2 separate regions of the Homo sapiens genome follow, and region 2 is linked to region 1. Evidence: read pairs that join two places in POLR2A ChIA-PET (ENCODE). Cell type or tissue: MCF 10A. All regions are shown on one strand. Links, peaks and the distances in the headings refer to the core of each region. The heading gives the core; the rest is flanking DNA. Region 1 overlaps RSL1D1 (ribosomal L1 domain containing 1). Region 2 overlaps ZC3H7A (zinc finger CCCH-type containing 7A).

Region 1 (5,377 bases), core at 1-5,000:
CCTCTTCCTCCTTATTCCTCAGTCCATATGGATTTGCTTATGTATGACAACTCCAAGGAATCTTGGAAGAGTAGATTGCTAACGTTTCCACAATTGTCAAGTATATTCTGAGGCAGTAAACACCTTTTTAGGTACGTGGCCTTTCACTGGTTGTGAATTGGTATGCATCCGTAGTAGTAAGTTCACAGATTCACTGCAGTGCAGGAATGTTCTTGCATGCCAAAGACTCAACTGCTTTCAAAGATAATGTGGGTGCTAGATGCAGTGGCTTACATCTGTAACCCTGTTAGGGTGACCAGACCCAACACCAGGTCGTGGGGGTGACAAAGTCCAGTGGAGTCAAAGGATTGAGAAAAAGACAGTTTGAGAGAGAAGTAGGACCAGCAGACCATCGGGATGGTGGAGGCTGTGAAGGCCGTGAGCTCTGGGAGCCCACACTATTTATTGGTAATCCAACAAAGAAACAGATGGTGAGAATGTGAAGGTCAGAAGGGCACCTTGCATTAAGCACATGATTTACAGCTGTGATGGTTTAGCATTTGCTCTGCTACTTGAGATGATGGAGAGCAGGTTCTTTTAACTCAAGTTACAGTCGATCCTGGGAGAGCAAGGAGCCAGCAAGTCTAGACATTCCAGAGCCACAGGCCCTGGATTTTATCCAAGCCACGAGGGATTTTATGCCCTGGGCTTAGATTATGGTGCGTCAGGGCAGCCTTCCACCCTTTAGCACAGAGCTTGGTGTTCCAAAGACCACAAGGGGTTTTAGACCCTTGACCCTGGACATATTCCAAGACTCTTTTACATTATGTCAGAATGCAAGCCCTGCCTCAGCTTCTCCCAACACTCAGCTTTTCGCAACATAATCCCAGCACTTTGGAACGCTGGGTGGATTGCTTGAACCCAGGAGTTCGAGACCATCCTGGGCAATATGGCAAAACCCCATCTTTACCAAAAATAAGCTGGGTGTGGTGGAACATGCCTGTGGTCCCAGCTTCTTGGGAGGCTGAGGTGGGAGGATTGCTTGAACCCGGGAGGTAGAGGCTGCAATGGGCCATGATCACGATCCTGCACTCCAGCCTGGGCAACAGAGAGAGACAGTCCCTGGCCCACTGCCCCCTTCCCTGGCCCAGTCTCAAAAAAAATGAGGCTGGGCGTGGTGGCTCACATCTGTAATCCCAGCCAAGGCTGGCAGATCACTTGAGGCCAGGAGTTCTGAGACCAGCCTGGCTTACATGGTGAAACCCCATCTCTACTAAAAATACAAAAACTAGCCAGGCATGGTGGGAGGCACCTGTAATCCCAGCTACTTGGGAGGCTGAAGCAGGAGAATCACTTTAACCCGGGAGGTGGAGGTTGCAGTGAGCTGAGATCACACCACTGCACTCCAGCCTGGGCGGCAGAGCAAAACTGAAAAAAAGAGAAAAAAAAAAACATCTAGCTCTCCCTGAAATTAGAGGAGTCTAGCCTGCTTTTGCTGTTTTTTTGGTAGCGAGAGTAGCGGGCAGTGGGGGAGATGGTCTTACTCTGTTCCCCAGGCTGGAGTGCACTAGTGTCATCACAGCTCCAGCCTCAATTTCCTGGGCTCAAGGCGATCTTCCCACCTCAGCCTCCCAAGTAGCTCAGACTACAGGGGCATGCCATCACAGCTGGCCAGTTTTTACGTCTTGCGTAGAGATGGGTTTTCCCTGTGTTCCCTAGGCTGGGCTCGAACTCCTGGGCTCAAGTCCTCCTGCCTCAGCCTCCCAAAATGTTCAGATTACAGGCATGAGGCAGCATGCCAATCCTGTTTTTGCATTTTAGTAACACAAATTGTAATGTTAACTTTTTAAATTATGAAAGCATCTAAAATATAAAATTATTTGTAACCCCACTGTCCTTTTGGGCTTCTATAAATGAATATACATCTAAAATGTGGGGGTTTAGCTTAATTGATTGTTTTCCATAGAAACTAGGTTTTATGGGAAGATGGTTGGATAGACTTGTTTCACTTAAAGGTCTGGTTTGTGTAGGACAAACCCACATATGTAATCGTGCCAGTCTGTTCTCTGCATGACATAATTTTCCAGCAATAGCTGTGTGGTTTTTGTAATCCTATCATCTAGTCAGTTCAAGATCTTGCAACACTGTGTGATTCTTTGCTCCGTAGTTCAGTCTTGTTGAACATGACACAGGTGTTTACTTTCCTGTTCTTGCATCTAGTTTCATTCTAATAATGTTCTCTGTTGAAAAAGCTGGCTTCAATTTATTGAGCAAGATGCTGGTGTTATCATCTAACATAAAACCTATCTTATAATAAAGTGTTGACACATGTAATGAGTACTGTACTGAAAAATGGTGGTATGTATATGGTTTGTACTGATTATGTATCGCTTTTATACCATCAAAAAGTTGAAAAATCATAAAGTTGAATCATCCTAAAATGGGTACATTCTGTACTATGTTTCCAAGGCTTCAGAAGTGTTGCATACACATTCCTAGCCAGCTGATAGTGCTAGGAGCCAACAGTAGTCTCCCCCGGGGGCCAAGAGGAGGGCGAAATCTCTACTATGGTATATGATGTTCTCGTGGGCCAAGTATGAGGGTGATATTTCATTGTTGGCACTGGGTTTCTGGAATCCATCCTCTTCACCAGGGAGATTTAATGAACCAAATGAGATCTGATGGGAGAAATTTGAGTGTAACGTTTTTGTTCTGAAGGAAGTAATTGAGTTTTAGTTCATTTGTTTTTTAGGAATCGTAATAATTAAAATTTCATTTTAAATGCCATGAATGTATTTAAGTCAATCCAACTGTATAATAAACACCACATTGTGGCTGGGCACGGTGGCTCACGCCTGTAATCCCAGCAATTTGGGAGGCTGAAGTGGGCAGATCACCTGAGGTTGGGAGTTCAAAACCAGCCTGCCCAACATGGCAAAACCTTGTCTCTACTAAAAATACAAAAATTAGCCGATACGGTAGTGGACATCTGTAATCCCAGCTACTCAAGAGGCTGAGGCAGGATCCGTCTCAAAAAAAAAAAAAAAAAGTCCAGGCGTGGTGGCTTACACCTGTAATCCCAGCACTTTGAGAAGCCAAGGCAGGTGGATCACGAGGTCAGGAGATCGAGACCATCCTGGCTCGATCTGTACTAAAGATACAAAAAATTAGCTGGGCGTGGCGGCATGTGCCTGTAGTCCCAGCTATTCGGGAGGCTGAGGCAGAAGAATGGTGAGAACCTGGGAGGTGGAGCTTGCAGTGAGCCGAGATCACGCCACTGCACTCCACCCTGGGCGACAGAGCGAGACTCCGTCTCAAAAAATTATATATATAATCACATTGTATTTCAGTCTCCTTGAGAAATACTAAAATGAGGGTACCAAGAAGTTGCTCTACTTTCCGTATACGGGTGTTTAAGAGCCAGGAAATCTTCCCATTTAGTTAAATATTTGAAAGTTCTGCACTCCCTACATTTTATTTTCTGAAATTGTTGCAGTATTTCTTGCCTACAGATAGTATTAATATTCAAAAACCAAGATTCCCAATTTGGACTTTATGAGCCATGAGAAACCTTCATCAATCCTTGAATCCTAAGGAAATTAGTGCAACTGATCAAAGACCATGAATAAAATTTGGTTATGGGGATTATTATTTCAGGATAGTGGTCCTGGAGAGAAAAAATGGCAAATTATTTAGGTGGTTCTACTTAACCCCAGATTATAACATAGCAGTCCAACACTTAAAATGATTAATATCTCCTGTTATATAACTCTGCTGGGTCATTTTCTTATTTTCTTTTTTTTCTTTTCTTTTCTTTTTTTTTTTTTTTTGAGATGGAGTCTTGCTCTTGTCACCCAGGCTGGAGTACAATGGTGCAATCTCAGCTCACTGCAACCTCCGCCTCCTGGGTTGAAGCGATTCTCGTTCCTCAGCCTCCTGAGTAGTTGGGATTACAGGCGCACACCACCACGCCCGGCTAATTTTTGTATTTTTAGTAGAGACGGGGTTTCACCATGTTAGTCAGACTTGTCTAGAACTTCTGACCTCAGGCGATCCGCCCGCCTCAGCCTCCCATAGTGCTGGGATTACAGGCGTGAGCCACAACATCTGACCAGTTGCTACACTTTTAAACTTAGATTGTGCATTTTGGGGGACGTGGTGATGGAAATAATGGGAAGGCTGGCAAATCTCCTACAAGCCGCCCCTTTTCTACTGAATGGAGCAATGGGCCTCAGAAACAGAAATGAAAGAACGTGGCTGGAAGTGGTGGCTGACGCCTGTAATCCCAATATTTAGGGAGGCAGAGGTGGGGAGATGAGGAGTTCGAGACCAGCCTGGCCAACATGGCGAAACCCCATGTCTACTGAAAACACAAGAATTAGCCAGGCCTGGTTGTGCACGCCTGTAGTCCCAGCTACTCAGGAGGCTGAGGCAGGAGAATCGCTTGTGTCTGGGAGGCGGAGGTTGCAGTGAGCCAAGATCGCACCACTGAACGGCAGCCTGGACAACACAGCAAGACTCCATCTCAAAAAAAAAAAAAATGATAAAATGTAACTAACTGTACCCAGCAAAACAAGGACCATTCAAGCAGACCTTAAGAGCTCCTGCTGGGCATGGTGGCTTATGCCTGTAATCCCCACACTTCGGGAACTCGAGGCAGGAAGATCACTTGAGCACAAAAGTTTGGGAACAGCCTAGGCAACATAGCCGGCCCTTGTCTCTACAAATAACTAAAATACTGGCCGGGTGATCAGTCACAGTGGGTCACCCCTGTACTCCCAGCACTTTGAGAGGCCAAGGTGGGCAGATCACTTGAGGTCAGGAGTTCGAGATCAGCCTGACTAATATGGTGAAACCCCATCTCTACTAAAAATACAAAAATTTGCCAGGCATAGTGGTGTGTGCCTGTAATCCCAGCTACTTGAGAGGCTGACGCAGGAGAATCGCTTGAACCCAGAAGGCAGAGGTTGCAGTGAGCCGAGATCGCGCCACTGCACTCCAGCCTGGGCTGGGCGACAGAGTGAGACTCCGTCTCAAAAAAAAAAAAAAAAAAAGAAAAGAAAAAAAAAAGAAAGGATCACATTGTATTTCAGTCTCCTTGAAAATACGAAAATGAGGGTACCAAGAAGTTGCTAAGTGTCATCCTATTCGTAACACCTGGCCAAAAAACCCTTGCTCTATTTTCCATATATGGGTGTTTAAGAGCAAAGAATTCTTGCCATTTAGTTAAATATTTGAAAGTTCTGCACTCCCTACATTTTTTTTTCTGAAATTGTTACGATTTTTCTTGCCTACAGATAGTATTAATATTCAAATACCAAGATTCCCAATTTGGACTTTATGAGCCACGAGAAACCTTCATCAATCCTTGGATCCTAAGGAAATTAGTGCAACTGAT
Region 2 (5,377 bases), core at 99-5,098, 51 kb after region 1:
GCCCGGTGGTCCCTTAAGTCATCTTTCCAAGGAAGGGCTCAGAGGATACATAAACTTTAAAAATTTGTTTAATTTTTGTACAGAGGTAATTCATTTACGTGGCTCCAAATAAAACAAAAGTTTTGAACACATAGATTGAAAAGACCTCGTCCTACCCCTTTTCCAGCCTCAGTCTTCTACTACTGCTGTAGTCTCCCATGATTCCATCTGGGACTATTTTATGTTTACACAAGCATATGTCAATATATATACCTACCCGTCACTTTAAAAAAACACAAAACGGCCAGGCGCGGTGGCTCACGCCTGTAATCCCAGCACTTTGGGAGGCCTAGGTGAGCAGATCATGAGGTCAGGAGATCGAGACCATCCTGGCTAACGCGGTGAAACCCTATCTCTACTAAAAATACAAAAAAGTAGCCGGGCGTGGTGGCGGGCGCCTGTAGTCCCAGCTACTCGGGAGGCTGAGGCAGGAGAATGGTGTGATGCCGGGAGGCGGAGGTTGCAGTGAGCAGAGATCGTGCCACTGCACTCCAGCCTGCGTGACAAGTGAGACTCTGTCTCAAAAAACAAAACAAAACAAAATGGGTCATATGGATACTTAAATGCCTCATCTTTTTTTTTTTTCCTATAATTTCTTCAGGCATTTCCTTTTTGATAGACACTGGGTTAGTTTTTTTAAAAAAATATTATTTTTGAGACAGGGTCTCACTCTCTTGCCCAGGCGGGAGTGCAGTGGCACAATCGTAGCTCACTACAGCCCTGACCTCATGGGTTCAAGCCATCCTCCTGCCTCCATCATCTGAGTAGCTGGGACTACTGGTACGCACCACCACACCCGGTTGCTTTTTTTTTTATTTTTTCGAGGCAAGGTCTCACTCTGTCACCCAGGCTGGAGTGCACTGGCATGATTGTAGCTCACTGCAACCTCGACCTCACAGGCTCTATCAGTCCTCCCAACTCAGCCTCCTGAGTAGCTGGGACTACAGGTGCATGCCACCATGCCTGGCTAATCTTTGTTATTTTTGTTTATTTATTTATTTTGAGATGGAATTTCACTCTTGTTGCTCAGGCTGGAGTGCAGTGGCACCATCTCGGCTCACTGCAACCTCCGCCTCCCGGGTTGAAGCGATTCTCCTGCCCCAGCCTCCGTAGTAGCTGGGATTATAGGCATGTGCCACCACGCCCGGCTAATTCTGTATTTTTAGTAGAGATGGGGTTTCCCCATGTTGGCCAGGCTGGTCTGGAACTCCTGACCTCAGGTGATCTGCCCACCTCAGCCTCCCAAAGTGCTGGGATTACAGGCATGAGCCACCATGCCCTGCCAATTTTTTTTTTTTTTTTTTTTGAGATGGAGTGTCACTCTTGTTGCCCAGGCTGGAGTGCAATGACGTGATCTTGGCTCACTGCAACCTCCGCCTCCCAGGTTCAAGTGATTCTCCTGCCTCAGCCTCCCAAATAGCTGGGATTACAGGCATGCACCACCATGCCCAGCTAATTTTGTATTTTCAGTAGAGGTGGGGTTTCTCCATATTGGTCAGGCTGCTCTGGAACTCCTGACCTTGGGTGATCCACTCGCCTCGGCCTCTCAAAGTGCTGGATTACAGGCGCGAGCCACTGCGCCCGGCCTCTTTTAAAATTTTTTGTAGAGATAGGGGGTCTCCCTGTGTTGCCCAGGTTGGTCTTGAACTCCTAGGCTCAAGTGATCTTCCTGCCTTTGCCTCCCAAAGTGCTGGGATTACAGGTGTGAGCTACCATGAGTGGCCTGAGTTAATTTAAAAAATCTTTTTCTTTTACAAATAGTGCTTCCTTAAATTATTTTGTACATATAAATTTTTAGAAAACATTTATAAATTAAAAAAATATATAAATTTTTTTAAAAAAGCATTTCTATTAAGGACATGGGCCAACATGTCCAAGTAGCTAGAAGGGTGGAATGAGCTTCCATGCCCCTCATCCAGCTGGAACCATTATCCATATTTTTGGCATTCTTGTTTTATTTCCACCCAGCTACCCCCCTTTTGGCTAAACTGTTTTAAAAGCACATTCCAGAAATAGTGCCATTTTACTCTAGTGTCATGGACTTCTTAAACTTCTTATTTTGTAATGTTTCAAACACATACAAAGTCCAGAGAATAGTACTGAAGAATCCCCTGCACTTCTCACCCTCCCCTGGTTATCAGCATTCTGCTGTTTCCTCCCCACCTCACAGCCCCCCCCTTTTTTGTTGTTACTGGAGTATTTTAAAGCAAGTCCCCTATGTCATATCCTTTCCCATGTAAACACTTCAGTAAAGTACCAACTTTATAGGACAAAAATATTGAGAACTGACGGTGTTTCAAAGAAGAAAGGGTTTAGCACCAGTTATCAGCATTTGGGACATTCCAACCCCCATCTCACCCTTATACTTTGAAAAAAATGAGATTTAAAAATAAAACTGTAAATGCCAAGCAATAATGAAACTAAAAAATTTCAGCAATGTACTTCAAACATGAGTGGAATTTCCCTTCCTGTCACCTGGGTCCAAATACGTGGTTTATGTGTAAGATGTTGTCTTAACTTTAGGTCTCAGTTGTTCTCAACTGGGGCTGATTGTGCTTTCCCCACCCTGACATTTAACGATATCTGGAGACACTTTTGGTTGTGAGTGGGGTTGGGGTGAGGGGCTACAGGCATAGTGGGTAGAGGCAGAAATACTGCCAATGTCCTGCAATCACAAGACAAGGAATTAGCTAGCCCAGAATGCCAAGCCTGAGGAACTCTAGTTTGGGCCACTGGGAGATGATGTTTTATCTCAGATCTCTTCTCTGTGGCTCTCCTTGAACTTGGGGAACTGCTCGGTGAACGTTGATTAGTGGAGGTGGGGCCCAAAAGAATGATATGTGTTGACATTTGCAAGTGTTATATTGAGGATAACATTTTAATATCCAGAAAATTCCAATGGAAGTAACTTTATATCATTATTTTATCTGTTGTATCAACAATAATCATTTTGGAAGTTTGTGGGACAAAATATGTATAAGGTTTAAACTTGGCTTACAAGGAAGTCAGACTCCCTCGGAGGCAAGCGGATGTGAAACCTTTTTATTTCTGGAGAGCTTCCAGAAGCAAAACAAGGCTGGAACTGTTCTAGGGACAGCTTATGCGTGCGTGTAGACAGGGAAAAACAAAACCTGAAGCCAAAGGAGGGAAGAGGAAAGGAAGGGGAGACATGACTTTTTCCTGGAGACTGCTCAGGAGGGGTATACAAAGTCTGCATAGCCATTCAGCCTTAAAGAATGTGAAAACTGGCCAGGCGCTGTGGCTCACACCTATAATCCCACACTTTGGGAGGCCGAGGTAGGTGGATCACTTGAGGTCACGAGTTCGAGACCAGCTTGACCAGTAAGGTGAAACCCTGTCTCTCCTAAAAATACAAAAATTAGCCAGGCGTGGTCGCAGGCATCTGAGTCCCAGCCACTCAGGAGGCTGAGACAGGAGAATTGCTTGAACCCTGGAGGTGAAGTTTGCAGTGAGCCGAGATCGCGAGATCGCGCCACTGCACTCCAGCCTGGGCAATGGAGCGAGACTCCGTCTCAAAAAAAAAAAAAAAAAAAAAAAAGAATATGAAAACGGTGTGCTTATGGTGTGCCGGACCACAGGGGAGCCACAAAGATGACTCCTGTACGGTCCCTGCCGTCCAGGACCCTGGAGTCAAGTCAGAAATGGATGTGTCCACAGCTGATTGTGTGACAAGGTCTGGATTTGTGGGTGTTTTCATTGGAGTCCAGGGACCCTGGTACCTTATGTGCTTTTTTGCCTTGTTTCTTTCCAGATTGCTCATTTAGAAAGTGGATGTGTGGGATAACATGTCCAATGTGTCCGAGGAGAGAAGAAAAAGGCAGCAGAACATTAAGGAAGGACTGCAGTTTATACAGTAAGAGCTTCAGAGTTCTTGTGTTCTTGCCGCGTCCTAATTCTTTGGTGTGGATGTATGTTTTGTGGAGAGGAAGAACTCTTTAGTCATGTTTAATAGGTCCAGTTAATTTGGGTTAGAAACTCCATATTCTAGCAATATTTTTTTCTTTTGTCCATTTGAACATTCTTGCATTCGGAAGCAAGTGTTACTTTTGCTGGCTTTTAGGGCTACAATTGTTAGTCTCCCCCAAAACGTTAGACTGAGAAATTTGAATTTGTTCTATGAACAGTGCTGCTGAGTGGAAAGTGACTGAAAATGAACATCTGGCGGCACAGAGGGCTTCTGTGATCAGACGTGTCTGTTCAGAAGCTCAGTGTTTAATTGGACTTCTTGAAGCATGTCAATGATGAGACAGCTGTGGTTTGGATGGACATGTCCGGGCAGAAGGGCCTCTTTGTTCCTTCCTGGGAAGGAGACATTCTCTCTATACTGCAGTAAATTGGATCAAATATTGTTAGTGGCTCTGTACTATTTTTAACCTCTTTTTTGGCAGTTGAAGAATTAGGGTTTTTAAAAAATAGAAGTAGGTTTGAAAGTAAAGTGTTGTACTTAAAAAATACTAAGGAATAGTATATATATATATATATATATATGTATATGTATTTTTTTTCCCATAACTGTAGTCATCTGTGAATAATGGTAGTAAAGGAGGAGGAAGTCTTTGAAATATGCCTTGAACCAGTGGCAAGCTAATGGAACCACAGATTTAAGATGACTTCTGGCTGAACAGGTCCCGATAAGGAGCTTGATAATTACAGTTAATTTGTTTCTTCTTCTTAGGTCACCGCTGTCATATCCAGGAACACAGGAGCAATATGCGGTAATGACTCCGGGAAGGTCTGCTTGAAAGCTCTGCAAGTGGCTTGTGAACTGTAATTTGTAGCAGGGGTTGGCAAATGATGGCCTTGTGGGCCCAATCTGGCCTGCTGTCCTTTTATTTTATTTTATTTTATTTTATTTTTTTGCAAATAAAGCTTTATTGGAACACAGCCACACTCATTTGTTTATGTATTATCTGTGGCTGCTTTTGCAACATATGGTAGTTTTGACAGAGACCATATGGCCCATGGAGCCTAAAACATGTACTGTCTGGGCATTTGCAGAAAAAGTTTGCCAACCCCTTCTATATAGGACTTTTTTTTTCTTTTTCTTTTTCTTTTTTTGCATACTTGCACAGTTGCCCTGTATTTTCTTTCCTCTATTAGGGTGGTTTTGAATTAATTTATCTTTTGAGCCACTTGAAAATTACTTCTCATGTCATTGAAAATAAGTGGGACAGAATTTATTGAGAAAGAGTGTGTGGAACATTTTTTTCTGTTAGGAGATGTTCTGACAGCAGCTAAGGGGGACTGGATACCAAGAGGGAAGAACTAGTGATCTGCTGTTTAGGAACAGGGAGAAAGCCCAGTTTATTGGGACTTT

The links. ChIA-PET counts read pairs that join two places held together with the same protein. Peaks named below come from ENCODE experiments on the same cell type or tissue, not always from the same donor. Only the 100,000 strongest peaks of a DNase experiment are listed, where the experiment ranks them.
Region 2: POLR2A ChIA-PET joins it to region 1 with 20 read pairs; 18 of 35 experiments call an interaction of 5 or more read pairs at or near these places.

The regions. Positions count from the first base shown.
Region 1 is chr16:11,831,239-11,836,615 of GRCh38, reverse strand. It overlaps RSL1D1 (ribosomal L1 domain containing 1), which reads left to right. Exons shown (of 9, transcript NM_015659.3): 9 at 1-2,766. Among named protein-coding and RNA genes, the nearest start is that of BCAR4, 5.1 kb to the right of the region's middle. In MCF 10A, for the core only: no CTCF peak of the experiment used is centred there; DNase peaks (open chromatin) are centred at 2,115 and 2,505.
Region 2 is chr16:11,780,823-11,786,199 of GRCh38, reverse strand. ZC3H7A (zinc finger CCCH-type containing 7A) reads left to right here. Exons shown (of 23, transcript NM_014153.4): 2 at 3,812-3,913; 3 at 4,736-4,775. The coding sequence starts at 3,846. Among named protein-coding and RNA genes, the nearest start is that of ZC3H7A, 14 kb to the left of the region's middle. RefSeq lists an enhancer at 2,463-2,522. In MCF 10A, for the core only: no CTCF peak of the experiment used is centred there; DNase peaks (open chromatin) are centred at 3,099 and 4,309.